Linked DNA regions of Mus musculus: region 2 is linked to region 1. A link is a loop called in an ENCODE intact Hi-C map of the cell type or tissue named here. Cell type or tissue: heart. All regions are shown on one strand.

Evidence for each region. Hi-C counts contacts between places; a loop is a spot of excess contacts. Peaks named below come from ENCODE experiments on the same cell type or tissue, not always from the same donor. Only the 100,000 strongest peaks of a DNase experiment are listed, where the experiment ranks them.
Region 2: a loop joins it to region 1, with 5 times the contacts of the local background. A loop is called at or near these places in 9 of 42 quality-filtered maps.

The regions. Positions count from the first base shown.
Region 1 is chr13:54,618,305-54,626,304 of GRCm38, forward strand. Faf2 (Fas associated factor family member 2) reads left to right here and starts at 3,480. Exons shown (of 11, transcript NM_178397.3): 1 at 3,480-3,599. The coding sequence starts at 3,537. In heart, a CTCF peak has its summit at 3,378 (motif pointing left); a DNase peak (open chromatin) is centred at 3,457; H3K4me3 peaks cover 2,361 bases; H3K27ac peaks cover 1,746 bases.
Region 2 is chr13:54,465,781-54,473,780 of GRCm38, forward strand. It overlaps Thoc3 (THO complex 3), which reads right to left and starts at 3,060. Exons shown (of 6, transcript NM_028597.3): 1 at 2,761-3,060; 2 at 2,046-2,202; 3 at 400-604. The coding sequence starts at 3,027. In heart, no CTCF peak of the experiment used is centred here; a DNase peak (open chromatin) is centred at 3,081; H3K4me3 peaks cover 2,079 bases; H3K27ac peaks cover 1,304 bases.

The DNA of each region.
Region 1 (8,000 bases):
CCAGCACTTGTGAGTCAGAGGCAGGTGGATTTCTGAGTTTGATGCCAGCTTGGTCTACAGAGTGAGTTCCAGGACAGCCAGGGCTACACAGAGAAACCCTGTCTTGAAAAACAAAAACAAAACCAAAAAAAAAAAATTGTGAAATCATCAATTTGTCTATACAGCATAATTACATGAGCTTGCATCTTCTTGTAGGTCTGCAGAAAATTTACCCAATAGGGTGGTCAGGTGCCTAGGAATCACTAGGTTATGCAACAGTTACAGAAATGGCAGCAAGAAGCAAGAAGGGTGAAGTCTCTGGTGCCCTTGCATCTCAGAGCTCACCCACCACAGCCTTGTAAAATGGTGGGCCATCTCCAGAAAACTCACTTGCTTGCCTTAGATTTTTCTAGATGGCTTCTGTCAAAAAGATTCCCTTCAGCTCATAGGTTATGATCCATGATTAAGGGAAGTTGGGGCAAGAACTCAGAGGGATCTTGAAGGATGAACACTGCTTGCTGATTGGTTTTCTTATACAGCTTGGGAACAACCACAGTGTGCTGGGCACTCTTTCATCCATTACCTACCAAGACAGTTTTCCCCGGACACACCCACAGGCCAGTCTGACCTGGGCAATCCTTCAGTTGAAATTCCCTTTTTAAAGTGACTCTGGGCTGTATCAAATTGACAATGGAAGCTAAATAAGACAGTAGAGGTGATTGGGTATCCATCTGGTAAACTTGGAGTTTGCACAGTATAAAATGGGCAAAATGGCCTGGAACTTGAGGCTTTCGTGGTCTCTTTCTCCTTGGTCTCCTTCATGCACATGAAACTGCCTGGGGCTATGACAGAACAGTAGGTACCATAAAGGACTCAGAAAGGTTGGGTATTATTCTTACAGGCCAAACCTAGAGAATGACTGTAGATCAGAGAGATCTAAATAAGGCAGTCCCACCATCCCACGACACTGGGTTCAACATCACTCTTTTGATATAAATGACTGTTATAAGTGATGGAGTCTTTATCTTTTCAATAGACCTTTCTAGGGCTGGAGAGATGGCTCAGCGGTTAAGAACACTGACTGCTCTTCCAGAGGCCCTGAGTTCAATTCCCAGCAACCACATGGTGGCTTACAACCATCTGTAATGGGATCTGACACCCTCTTCTGGTGTGTCTGAAGATAGCTACATGTACTCATCATATATATAAAATACATAAAATCTTTTTTTTAAAAAATAGACCTTCCTGGTGTATTTTTAATGTATTTCTTTCTTTCTTTCTTTCTTTCTTTCTTCTTCTTCTTCTTCTTCTTCTTCTTCTTCTTCTTCCTTCTTCTTCTTCTTCTCCTCCTCCTCCTCCTCCTTCTTCTTCTCCTCCTCCTCCTCCTCTCTTCCTCCTCCTCCTCCTCCTCCTCCTCCTCCTCTTCCTCCTTCTCCTTCTTCTCCCTATGAGACAGGTTCCTTTGTTTAGCCCTGGCTGTCCTGGAACTCACTGCATAGCCCAGGCTGGCCTCAAACTCAGCGATTCACCTGCCTCTGCCTCCTGAGTGCTCAGAGTTAAAGTTTGTACCCCCCACCTCCAGGCATTTTTTTATCTTTTAATAGATTTATTCTTTTTTATTTTTTAGATACATGAGTATTTGCCTGTGAGTATGTCTGTGCACCGCATGTGTGTCTGGGGGGCCTCAGCGGCCAGACGTGGTGTCGGATCCCCTGAAGGTGGAACTCCAGATGATTGTGATCCACCATGCAGGTGCCAGGAATGAAATCCAGGTCCCCTGCAAGAGCAATGAGTCCTTTAAATCACAGAGTCATTTAGTGTTTGCGTAGCTCCTGGATCCTAGAACCAATTTGCATTCATTACTAACTGTCCCCAGTTGTCCTCAGAGCTCCTCTAAACTCACCCCTGGCTATCCTGGAACTCACTCTGTAGACCAGGTTGGCCTCGAACTAAGAAATCTGCCTGCTTCTGCCTCCCAAGTGCTGGGATTAAAGGCGTGTGCCACCACCGCCTGGCAAACTTTTTTATTTTAAGTGCATTGTTGTTTTCCCTGCACCTATGAATGTCTGGAACTGGAGTTTTAGACTTTTTCGAGCTGCCATGTTGGTGCTGGGAACTGAACTTAAGTCCTCTGGAAGAATAGACAATGCTCTTAACTGCTGAGCCATCTCTCCAGTGCTAGAATTTTGTTTTGTTTTTGAGACTGGGTTTCCCCTGTGTAGCCCTGGCTGTTCTGGAACTTGATTTGTAGACCAGGCTGACCTGGAACTCAGGGATCCACCTGCCTCTACCAACTGAGTACTGGGATTAAAGGTATGTGCTGCCATGCCCTGCTATATACAGACTTTTTTTTTTTTTTTTGTCCACTCATCTACTGGTAGACACTTAGGCTGAGTCTATGATTTATTGTGCATATCAGTAAGTATGTGAATTACAGGTATGTCTATAGTAAACTGACTTTGACTCTTGGAAGTGTGCACCAGAACTGGTGTAGCTGGGTTGTATAACAGTTCTAACTAATTGTGAGGGGAGTCTTTATTCTGATTTCTGTAATGGATGAACTAATAATTTAGTTTCCCATCAGCAGAACATCACTTCTCCCTAGTATGGCTGCTATTAAAAAATTGCTCGTGTGGCTCACGTTTTTATTGGACAATATTAGGCTAAGAAGGGCCTAAAGGTTAGGAATAAAATGCACTCGGGGTGTGTGTGTGTGTGTGTGTGTGTGTGTGTGTTGTTCCTTTGATTGTTGTCGTTTTGACACACGGTCTCATTATGTAGTGCAGGTTGCTCTTGAGTTCAAGATCTTCAAGTCTTGGCCACCGCAGTGTGCCCAGGAAAAGGCAAAGGAGGAATGGGCAGGCTTTAAGTCAATCGCGTTCAACCAAAAGTAACAGAGTCTAGGTGGCTTGCTCCAGGATACCCTTCGTATGCAAGGAATCATACACACTTAAAGTCAAGTTTCCTTGACTCAGACCAACTATCTTATCTTTGGTCTGTCAAAGGGATGAAGGGCGAGTGGCCTGGGCATGAGGTTGGACGAGGTACAGAGCTGAGTGTCTGGGAAGCACCATTAACCTGGTTACAGACACTCCTAGCAAGAGACAACAAAGCCTCACCACTGTTTCCCCTAATAAGGCAGACCAACTTTATGAAAGGATTAAGTATCAAACTGGCGCTATTTCGTGAAAGCAATCGTTTCCTGAGAAATCTTCAAGAATATCGTAGATAATTTAAAAAAACGGTTAAGGAGCAGCCAAATTGCGGGACTCTCTCGAGCTCCTGGAGGTACACTGACCCTCTGGGGTCTGTCATCTTTTCATCAATTTTAGATCTTTGGGAGATAGATCGGCAGGGTCCTGAATTGTTCGGCCTAGACACGCGAACGTCGCCCTCTGGTGGCGAGATTCGGAAGGGGGCGGGGAGGGTGCCCGCGAGTTAGCGCGCGCAGACGCAGTTGAGTCCCGGCGGCGGTTCAGGCCGGAAGTGGTTACACCTGAGATCACTTCCGGCGGGTGACGGTGCGGACGGGTCAGGAGCGTAGAGGCGGCGGCAAAATGGCGGCGCCTGAGGAGCAGGATCTAACTCAGGAGCAGACCGAGAAGCTGCTGCAGTTTCAGGTAGCAGCGAGTTCTCGGTGCAGCCCAGGCCGCCGCGGGATGGGGAGTGGGACCCTAGAGGAGCGCAAAACCATCCTCAGGTTGGGGTTGGGACCAGTTTCAAACCCGCAGGCGGCCCCCTCCCCCCCAGACGCCAACTGCCCGGATTTCCCCGGCGCCCAACCTCTGTGGGTCCTCAGCCTTCCAGCCACCTCTGCTAGCCGGGCTCGACCACAGTGGGTCAGCTGCCTTGATTTCCCGTAGCGTCGCTGGTCTGCAATCCTTGCCGGCCTGATTAACCCGCCAGACCCTCTCCGCCCATCGATTGGTGGGGATGTGCTAGAGATAACTCAGATCCCCAATCGCAGAGTTGGCATCAGCTTGCAGGGCTGGACCGCAGACCACCACCATCCCATGTTATTCACCGACGCTTGCTGGGGGTCTCTCGGTGGTCCCTAGGGCTCGTGTTGGGTGGTTGTAGTGGGGAAAAGAAGCGCCCACACACAGACCTGGCACCTGCCCTAGAAATGTGGGAGGACGCCTCTGGAGGAAACAATGTAACATGAAGTATCATCGAAGGCCTCTGACTGGATTTGTTGCCCTTCGGCTTGCTCCTGAACGGCTGACTCTGCTTGAGGAGGGTGGCAACCTGCAGGACCCGCCCCATTAAGTGGATGTTTCTGGTTTTGTTTTGTTTTGTTTTAAAAAAAAAAAGGCTCTAAGCACTTTAATCAGGTGGAGGGTCTGGTGGGAGGATGCCACCCGGGTGGTGGTAACCATGGCATTAGCCGTATCCTTAGTTCTTACATATAACTTCAAAATGTCTATTCCCTTGCGGATGTTTTAGGAGGTAAACTGAGTTTATGGGTGTTACACGGTATTTAGAAGACTTTGGGGCCGGGCAGTGGTGGCGCACGCCTTTAATCCCAGTACTCGGGAGGCAGAGGCAGGGGGATTTCTGAGTTCGAGGCCAGCCTGGTCTACAGAGTGAGTTCCAGGACAGCCAGGGCTACACAGAGAAACCCTGTCTCGAAAAAACAAAAAACAAAAAAAAAAAAAACAAAAAAAAAAAAAGAAGAAGAAGACAACTTTGTAAACTGTAAAATGTGCCTAAACAGTTGTTACTATTAATAATCATTTTCCAGATAAATTGAAGTCAATAGAACTCATTTTCTAATAGGAAATGTGCTAAATATTGATTTTTTTTAGCACTTTTTATGCTAAGCCTTAATGCCAGACACCGCCCACTAAATATTTGTGATGTCGTGAGAACTTGACTAAAGCATGTTAGCTTTTTGAATGCACAGCCCTAAAGGGTCCATACTGTAACAGGCCCTGTCTTACAGATGGCTATGAATTGTAAGAAGTAGCATCAGTGGGTGTGGCCTGAGACTATAATCTCAGTTTTGCTGAGTTTGAGGCCAGCCTTTTCCAAACAAAAAGGGAACGGCTTACTTAGGTTACTCAGCTATTAAATTGGTGGTGTCCATTTAAAGCATGGCCTTCCCAGGGCCTTCCCTGGGCTTCTAGTGCCTCTGCTGTACCGTCTTAAGAGTCGGGTGTTACCGCTGAGATGTTTGTGTGTGTGCGCATGCATGTTTAATCGATGTGGTGGATGTGTCTGAGTGGTAAATTGCTCATGTAGGCTTAGCATAGAGAAATTGATGACACCAGATTAGCATTAAAGAATGAATAAACAGACAGCTTTCACTGCTTTGTAGAGCGTTTCTTTCAGGGTTTTATTGGGCAGACTATACTTTGTAGCTCTTAGTGTTAAGCCACCTGTGAAATGAGGGTAAACTGTGATACACTTAGAAGTTTGTGAGTGCAACTATATGGGAGTTTAAAGTGCCTAAGGATCTCCTTGTTTTCCATGGACATCAGAAGAAGAGTGGCTAGCATGGTCAGTCACACTGAGGTCAGATTAGTTAGCTTAGTGTCAAGTTTTACCAAGTTGACTATATTGAAAAAATGCATTTTGTGTTTTTATGTTCTGTAAACAAGCCTGGGGTCAACATCTCAGACTCTGTTAGACAATGTTTGACATGTACAAATGTCAAGCATTATAACCTTAAACTTCTTTAGGAGACTATAGTTAACTTCCATTCTTTATACTGAAGAAAACAGATATGAGAGGTCAGATAATTCACACAAATAGTGCCGTACATATATTTACAAGTCCACATTTGTAAGCATCTTGTTCGTATCCTAATGTTGAAGCCAGGGTATGTAACATGAATAATGAGAGTGCCAGGAAGCTCTTTGGGGGGTCTGTGTGTGTGTGTGTCCATTTGTCCGTCCATCTAACCATCCATCTTTGTCTTTGCTATTGGAGTTTAGGGAAGGGACAACTTGTTGATGTTGAAGGAGGGAAGAAAGGTAGCTTAGTTTGTTACCTCTCTGCCTTAAGTACAATGTTAGATCATTTATGACCAGTATGCATAACCCACACACTTTACAAAGTACAAATGGTGCTATGTCTGCTGTGGTATCTGGTGAGGAAACAGATTCCTTGATTTATTTGCTAAGGATACTGAAGCTATTAGTGGAATTCTAGTGGGTCTAGCTCTGGCCTGAAAGGCTGAGTGAGCTCTTAGCACAATGCCTTGCAACTTTGAAGGAGGAATAGGATTTCAGCAGATGGTGGGCAGGAGAGTATTGAAAGCTGAGAAAATGAGTTGCTCACATATGGTGATGGGAAAGAGTGTGGCTGTGGCTGTCGTAATAAATAGAGACTTGGGAGTGAGAAAGTAAACGAGTCAGATTCCAGAGACCTGTCAATACTGTGCTGGCTTGTATAGGCACAGACAGGAGAGGTTTAACACAGGAGTAACAACACCAGGTTTGGGGTTTGCTACTCTTGCAATATGGGGTATGTGCTTAGACTCTCTGTGGGTATCAGAATAAGGTGGCCCAGTTAGTCCTCAGTGTGTGTCCACATTTTATGTATCACAGTTGAGCTAGGTGTGGTTGCTCACACCAGTGCCAGCACTTTAGAGGTTTAATTCAGAGGATTTCTGTAGGTTCAAAGACAGTCTGGGCTATATAGTGAGTTTCAGGTTACCCTACAGGATGAGACTCTGTCTGAATAAGCCTAAATGAATCTGTTAGTAAAAGTAAAGCATTTCAGGAAGTCTGAGATTTGTTTCTTTATGTGACATATTTTGGGTTAGAATTCTCTAAGGCATACTAATCGTGTTTCTCAGTCCATTTGATGTTTCCAAGCTCCTTTTGTGTGTATGTGTAACTCATGGCTCTGGCTTGCTTTGGAACCAGATGAGTAGAATAATGTAGACATTATGTTTTGAGCTATTTCTACTGGAAAACAATAGGTGTATAGATTTAAAGAAGAGCTGATGTAAGTATGTGGAAAGTTACTTTTATTGGAATCAGTGTCCCTGAATTTCCAAATATGTGTAGATTTCTCCCATGCTTTGGTTCACTGCCTCTGGGCTGGTGGTTTACCACCATGGCAGGAATGGCATGGTCAGAGAGAAAGGAGCAGATGTCCTATGTTCCATAGGAGGAAATGACCTCTTTCTGCTTGCACAGAAATAAGACATTTACCCCTTTCTTTGTTTAGTTAAAAATGTATTGTATTTACTTAAATTGTGAGGGTCTGGGGCACACATGGCATGACACATACATCACATTCAAATAAACTTGTGAGATGAGGCCTGATCCTTCTGAGCAGTGAACTTGGGTCATCAGGCTCCTCGGGAAGCGCCTTCATCCGCTGAGCCATCTTGTCATTCCTGTTAGTTCATGAGACAGAATTTCGCTGGGTAGCCCATGTGGGCCAGGCTCACCTCAGCTAGCACTGTGGGATAGAGATGACGGGTGTGTACCGCCTACTCGGGGGAAAAAAAATGTGGCAAGTAGAGCATGACTCGCATTCTCTTTATTTAAGGTAAAGCCTGGACCCTGAGCTGTAGAAGCAAATTTATGTCATTTTGGGGACTAGGGTTATGAGTACCTGATAATTCTCATTTGTCCGTTTAAAAATATCACAGTGGTCGGGTAATGATAGCACACACCTTTAATCCCAGCACTCGGGAGGCAGAGGCAGGTGGATTTCTGAATTCGAGACCAGCCTGGTCTACAGAGTGAGTTCCAGGACAGCCAGGGCTACACAGAGAAACCCTGTCTCGAAAAACAAAAAATAAAAATCACATTGATCTGTTTGATTTCTGATTTTTCCACCTCATCCTGGCAAAGAAAGCTACTAGTGAGTTTTATAAGTCTTGGGTGAGTTCTTACATTGAGGGTGTGTGTGTTTGTGTGTGTGTGTGTGTAATGGGCACTGTCTGATTGACAGTATCCATTTTTTTAAATTATCCTTTAAAAGAAGAAAAATCCTATAGCCGGGCTGTGGTGTGCACACCTTTAATCCCAGCACTTGGGAGGCAGAGGCAGGCGGAT
Region 2 (8,000 bases), 150 kb before region 1:
TTAAAAAAAAAAAAGAAATAGGAAGGGCATTAAGATACACTAAAACCCTCTAATCTTGGAGAGGAGAGGATAAAGTGACTTTGCTAGAGGGAAAGTGATATTTAAGCTGAAACTTTTAGAGAGAGAATTAGCCACAATTCAAGGTGCATCAAAGTATCCTGGGCTGGCTGACTAATAATTGAATGTTTACAAGCCTCAGTTCCCTCAGGATCAACAGAAAAATGTATAATCAGTATCAGTAAGAATTCATAAAATCCAGAATGCCTAAAAGAAGGTAGGATTTTTTTCTTTAATACTCTCTCTATCTTTCAAGTCTTTTGGGACAGGCTCACAGTTAACTCCTCCCTGCAAGGCAGGGTGGCCATTGCAGAGGTCTGACAACCCCGGCCAGTGCCTCACCTGAGGATGTTGATGCAACCATTGCCGTTGGTCAGGAAGAACATGTTGTTGTCGTTGTTCCATGAGATCTCATTGACCTCAAACTTGAACTGCTCCTCCGCTTTGGAGCGGTGTGTCTTGGCGTCAATGAAAGTCACAACGTCGTCCTTGTTGCCCACAGCGATGGTCTGCCCGTCGGGACTCCAACAGATGTTAATGTTCTCCCCTGGGAACCCAGATATAATCCGTCAGCAAGCTCACCTTTGCCCATCGGCCTCCAGAGTTTATTCTGCTCTCCTGGAAAGAAGATCAGAGCTACCTTCAGCACTTATTCCTCACCAAATCAATGGAAGGAAGCTTCCGATGACCAAGAGGCGACCGTGAGTCTAGACATTTGTCAAAGCACCTCCCCACTCCAACCCCTGGCACCAGTCTCATCAAAGTCACGCGTGTCCACACTGAACACAGGTTAAAATTTTCAACTTCATTAAACCTTTTTTCAAAACACCTTTTTTTTTTTTTTTTTGTACTTTACTGTCTATAGTGCAGTTAAAAATCTATCAGAAGGTGTATCAAGAATTCTATTGTGGGAGCTTGGTGGTGATGATACATGCCTTTAAACCCAGCACATGGGAGGCAAAGGCAGGTGGATCTCTCAGTTCATGAGTCTAGCCTAGTCTACACCGTGAGTTCTAGGATAGCCAGGGCTACACAAAGAAACCCTGTCTCCCCCTCAAAAATATATGTGTACATATATATGTATATATATGTATGTGTGTGTGTATACACACACACACACATTTTCTCCCCTGTGGGGCTAGAAATGGCTCAGTGGTTAAGAACACTTGGGTTTTTTTCCCTGGAGACCCAAGTTCAATTCCCTGTACCCACAATTCACAATCACCTATAACTACATTTATAGAGGACAAGACGCCTTCTTCCAGCACCTATACACATGTGGTACGTGTACGTACACACGTACACACACACACACACACACACACAGATGAAAATTAAAAAAAAAATCTAAAATCAACAAAACTGCCTGCCTTACTTTGGGTTTTACTGCTGTGAAGAGACACCATGACCGAGGCAACTCTTATAAAGAACAACATTTAATTGGAGCTGGCTTACAGGTTCAGAGGTTCAGTCAAGTATCATCAAGGTGGGACCATGGTAGCATTCAACCAGACATGGAGCAGGAGGAGCTAAGAGTTCTACGTCTTAATCCAAAGGCATACAGAAGAATGGCTTCCAGGTAAGCCAGGATAAGGGTCTTAAAGCCCACACCCACAGTGACACGCTTCCTCCAACAAGGCCACACCTAATAGTGCCATGCCCTGGGCCAAGCCTACTCAAACTACCACACTGCTTCTTTGAACACAGCCTTTAAACAAAACGCACAACTTTCCAGATCGCCCATGGTTTCTCAGCCATTGTAACCTGCCTGAATCTCCCAAACTCTCCACGCCTCTGCACATACTACTCTTGTATAGTTTCCACTGCTCTCCTATACATCTACAGCCTGCCAGAAAAGTGCTCTGTTCTGTTCCTGTCTTCTCCAGACAGACACATACAACCCATCCTGATAACCTGCACTTGCTACAAAGATGCTTGCTGCAGATCACACTAGCTTTTCCTCCAGAACCCCCTCTCTCTGAACTCACCTTTCGTATTCACAGTGGCGATGCATTTTGTAGTCCTCACATCCCAGATGCGAATGGTTTTATCTCCAGATGCGGTGACAAAGAGGTCAGGGTTGCTTGGGTGCCAACAAAGCTGGTCCACACTATCTCCGTGGCCCCGGTAGTTGTTTTCTTTGACCTTAAAAGAACAGAATCCAGATGCCACTTTTATCCAAACAGTGGTGCCTTGAAACCAGCAAAGATCTGGATAATTCAAAACAGAAATCTAATTCTTTTTCCAAAACTACAACACCCCCTCCCCCCCCCCCCCATGAACCTCTCTGAGCTTTGACATTGGCCCTTCCTGGCCTCCCTTCTTTCTTTTTCCACCACCACCTCAACCAACCTGTCCTGCGCTATCATTTTCAAATAAAGCCTTCCTCTCCACCCTAGGGGCTCTACCACCCCATTAGTCCCTAGCCACTCGTCACCAGGGCTCTTCTAGACCCTCACCACTTTCTGCCACCTGACTTCAACCTCCCCCGGCCCGCAGCCACGTCGCCACACCTCTTTACTGCCACTAAGTTCGCTCTCTGCTCTCCGCCAGGCAGCCTCACCCCCTTCGTCATTCCAACTCTTCCAGCCCCAAACCCCTTCCTCATCACCGCCAACGACAGGCCATACCCCTACCTCTCCTGCTTTTTCTCCCTCCGCACACAGCCCTCTTCTCCGCCAAGCCCGTGCCCTACAAGCTCACCAGCCGGTCCTTCTCCAGCAAGAACACGCTGGCAGTCTTGTCGAAGGACCCCGAGGCCAAGCGACGGCCATCGCAGCTCCAGGCGACCGAGTGCACCTTAGCACTGTGCGCCGGGAATTCGCGCGTCTTGCTGTGGCCTCGGAAGAGCTCCTGCATCCCGAGCACGTAACGAGACGGGCCACTGCTCACTGAGCACCAGGGCGCCATCGAGCCGGGGCCGCTCTGGCCGAGGGCCGAGGGGCCCAGGACCGCAGCGGGCGCCGCCATGCCTCCCTCCTCACGGACCGCGCGCCGGAAGCTGGATACTCTGAGTCTGGCGCCGTCGCCCTGCACATGCGCCGAAAAAGCGCCGCGTCGCTCCGCGCTGGCGCCTCTCACTCGCGGAACTACAAATCCCGCCATGCAGCGCGCGTCCACCTTTCCCTTTTGAAATAGGACTGATTCTTCCTTAAATTCGCTTTTTTTTGTTTGGTTTGTTTTGTTTTGTTTTGTTTTCGAGACAGGGTTTCTTTGTTTGTTTCCTGGCTGTCCTGGAACTCACTCTAGACCAGGCTGGCCTCTAACTCAGAAAACTGCCTGTCTCTGCCTCCCAAGTGCTGGGATTAAAGGCGTGTGCCACCACTGCCCGACTTGCTTCCCTCCCCCTCCCCACCCCCCACCAAGAGTTCAACTTTTTTTTTAAATGGTCTTCTTACCAGTTTCTTGGTAGCCTTGCTTATTCAAAAAAGAGAGTCAAGATAAATCCTCCAGTTTACCTGCATGTAAAATATCTTTTTTCTAGAGTTGTTTTTCACTGTAAGGTCCTCATCGTGCCCTTAAAGCAAAAGGCCATTGCAAGTTGTCGCTCCTGGAGAAAGGTTAGATGTTTGTGGAATGAAGGAATTGATAAGAAATGTGGGTTTGAGCCGGGCGTGGTGGCGCACGCCTTTAATCCCACCACTCGGGAGGCAGAGGCAGGCGGATTTCTGAGTTCGAGGCCAGCCTGGTCTACAACGTGAGCTCCAGGACAGCCAGGGCTATACAGAGAAACCCTGTCTCGAAAAACCAAAAAAAAAAAAAAAAAAAAAAAAAAAAGAAAAAAAAAAGAAAAAAGAAATGTGGGTTTGTCGGTTGGACTTGGGAAAAGTTGTTCGGTTAATTTGAGATTTGGTTTGTTCGGGGGTTTTGTTTTTGTTTTTAGTTTTTGAAGACAGGGCTTCTCAGTGTATCCCTGACTGCCCTGGAACTCACTCTACAGACCAGGCTGGCCTCGAACACACAGACATCCGCCTGCCTCTGCCTCCCAAGACGTTTTTCTGTCTTTTGATCTTGGTTGTTAAAGGATATTGTATATACATGATAGTAAACTAAAAGAAAATAGCGGAAAGTACAATGACCATTTTGTGTGCCATGCTCACATCTCTGATCCTCCCACTTATGTCTCTGTTAAACCAAAAGATACCCGGGTGGAAAAAAACAATGGTGCACAGCCAGGATTCGCCAAGCACTGGAGAAGAACTGTGCAGGGATAGGGGACACCAGAGGAATATATCCAACAAATATTCGTGTGAAAATGTCCTTATGAAGCCAGCTGTGGTGTCGCAGGCTTATAACCCCATCACTGGGGAGACAGGGACAGGCAGATCCCTAGGACTCACTGGCTAGCTGTCTAACTTCCTTGGCAAGTCCCGGGCTAATGAGTGACCCTTTCTCAAAACAGAACAAGGGATGGTGCCTCAGAACCACCTCCGTGTTGTCCTCTGGCCCCCACATACACACGTGTACTCACACATGCATATCCATGAAATCATTTTAAATGGGTCTATCCCTGAATACCGTGTTCTGTACTCTGTCTGGGACTGGAATTCCTGTGTATTTTCCCTACATATTCTCTTCTGTTACTTTCAGTAATAGCTATCTCCCTACCTGAATATAATTTCTTGAAATCTGTCATTCCATTGTTTTTATGACCCAGCAGTCTTGGCCCCCTCCACTGGTATTTTGCACATAGTAGGCACCCAATATTTACTAAATAAAATGTGAGAAAATGAAAGAAAGAAATCCTTATATAACAGTACCCTACACAATGAATATTCACAAGAAAAAATATAATTTTTGATGGGGAAGGGGGGTTTACGACAAGATTTCTCTGTGTATTCCTGGCTGTCCAGGAACTTCCTCTGTAGACCAGGTTGGCCTTGAACTCTGAGGTCCATGTGCCTCTGCTTCCCAAGTGCTAGGATTAAAAGAGTGCTCCACCATGCCTAGCTAATAGTATCTTTAATTTTTTTTTTTTAAGGAAAATAGAATCGATAGAGAGATGGCTCTCTGTTTAAGAGCACTTGCTGTCCTAGCAGAGGATTGCTGTTCCCTCCCCAGGCACCCACAAAGTGGCCCACAACTCTTGGTAACTCTGGTTCCAGGAGATCTAGCGCCTTCTTCTGGCGTCCCAGGCCCCATGCAAAAATCCTCCTTCACATAAAAATTTAAGGAAAAAAAAAAAAAGGAAAAGGAAAAAAAAATGTGTGACCTTGCAAAGACGCTGCAGGGTTTATGGGATGATGCAGCCTTCCTTACATAATTTGCTGTCTTTCATAAATATATATAGACTTCTAGTTGGGGATTGATTTTTGTTCTTTTCTTTTTTTTCCTTGAGAAGGGGTCTTGCACAATAGCTCAGTTGGAGAAGTATAATAGTTTAATTCAGTTGCTTCCTTAATGAATTATTGCAATGAATATCCCTATACAATCTTCATTATGCACTGTGCACTTTCTTTGGGTAGTGTTATAAAACAATTAAAGAGGAGTTTCTAAGAATCTGCAACCATCCATATAAGGAAATATAGATCCTAAATAATAAATGAAGCCACGTAAGCACATAGCTCCTGCTTCTACACTCTCCTTCCTACCTCGTCATAATCAGAAAGTTTTAGAAACTGCAAAGATGTTAGACAGGACTAAAGTGTCAATAAAATCACTAAAGTCTTTGGGCAGAAAACTATGTGTTATCTCATTTTCCCTCCTTCCCTTCTTTTTCAAATATTTCATGTGACTATATATCTTACAGACACTGAGGACTTGTGCTTCTTATATTAGGTAAGGAAACTGACGAAAGGGACAAAATGGCCTTCCCCAAGTCACAGGCCTAATATTTGATAGAGAAAAGTATTTTGTTTGTTTTTGTTCTTGTTTTTGTTTTTCCAGACAGGGTTGCTCTCATAGCGCTGCTTGTCCTGAAACTCACTCTGTAGACCAGGCTGGCCTCCAACTCTGAGATCTTCCTGCCTCTGCCTCCTTAGTACTGGGATTAAAGGCGTGCACCACCACCACTCAGCTGAGCGAAGTATTCTCTGTGTGTGTGTGTGTGTGTGTGTGTGTGTGTGTGTGTGTGTGTGTGTATGAGCACACTGTAGCTGTCTTCAGAACATACCAGAAGAGGGCATCAGATACCATTACAGATGGTTGTGAGCCACCGTGTGGTGGCTGGGAATTGAACTCAGGACCTCTAGAAGAGCAGCCAGTGCTCTTAATTGCTGAGCTATCTCTCCAGCCCATTTTTTTTAAATGATGTATTTATTTTATGTATACAAGTGTTCAATCTGCACGTACACCTGAATGCCAGAAGAGGGCAACAGATGTCATTATAGATGGTTGTGAGCCACCATGTGGTTGCTGGTTACTGAACGCTGCACCTCTGGAAGAACAGCCAGAGCTCTTAACTGCTCTCCAGCCCGAGCAAAGTATTCTTAAGAGGAATGTTTACAAGATGGCATAACTACAGTCCAGTAGCCCATCACATTCCCCACTGGCTCTATAAGAATATGCTGAATTGGGCTGGTGAGATGGCTCAGTGGTTAAGAGCACCAACTGCTCTTCCAAAGGTCCTGAGTTCAAATCCCAGCAACCACATGGTGGCTCACAACCATCTGTAACAAGATCTGACGCCCTCTTCTGGAGTGTCTGAAGACAGCTACAGTGTACTCACATATAATAAAATAAATAAATCTAAAAAAAAAAAAGAATATGCTGAATTATCAACTCATAGTTAGGAGAATTTAATGTTAGAGCCCTTTGTAACTATAGTTTTTGGTTTGGATTTTTTTCTGATTGGTGATGGGGGTGGGGATACCAAGGGGTAGACACTGACATCCACAAATGAGCATCAGGATACATAAAACAAAAAGACAGGAAAAATAAGCGCGCACACACACACCCCAGGTAAAATTTGGTAACCTGCAAGTGAGCCATCCAATCAGATCTCAGCCCCACCTTGAGGAACCTTTTTCGCAAGTTTTAGTAACTCTGATTTTTTTTTCATTAATTGAGTTGCTACTGTCAGAGAGATTAAAACAGCACATTTCCCTAAACTGATATCCTTGATGATGCAGTAAAGGTAGGTAATTGATAGCAGCCCTGTTATATAGGATAGCCTGTCAGGTCTCCTTGCTTTTTATTTAATAAGGCAATAGCCACGGAGGGATAGTGTGAACCTTTAGCGTGTTACAGGCTGTCCAGGTAAGCTGATCACCAGTGCACACAGCCACTGCAGAGAATGTGATGGCCACAGCCCCAGGTTTTGAGGAGAGGGCTATGTTATCACAGTCTCCAGACAGGGGTTCGCTCTGCCTCCGACACTGGTGTCTTCTTGGGCTTTTTCTTCCTGGTCTGTAGGAAATATTATAGTCAGTCTGCTTAAACAACAATGGGTATTATGAGACAGGTGAAAAGCCATCCTTCAGGCAAAGGAATGTGGCCTGTCCCGTTGAGGATGCCCCCAGTGTGGAAACAATTTGTTTGTCCTTTGGGGGTGTATAGGCATTTCTGGGTGCAGTTTCGTATTTTAGCACATCACTAAGATGTGCTATAACATAGGGAGTGTGGAGTTATCATCTAGTGCTTTGTCATTAGAAGCCCATCCCAGTTGTAAGACTCTATAACTGACAGGCTGAGGGATACCTGTCTTAGTTAGGGTTTCTAGGGCTGTAATGAAACACCGTGACCAAAAACCAAGTTGGGAGGAAAGGTTTACACTTACATGTCACTATTTATCACCAAAGGAAGTCAGGACAGAAACGTTGCGGGGAAATATTTAAAAAGGCACCCTCCCACTCTAGTGCCAGCTACTCTCTAGCCCCTGCAATCTCTCTGCCTCCATGGCTAGTCCTATGCAGTGACTTCCCATCTTGCCTGGTTCTCTTGCTGTGGATTCTGCTTACATTCCCAGCCATCTGTCCCCTGTGGTTAGCTGTCACTAAGTCCCC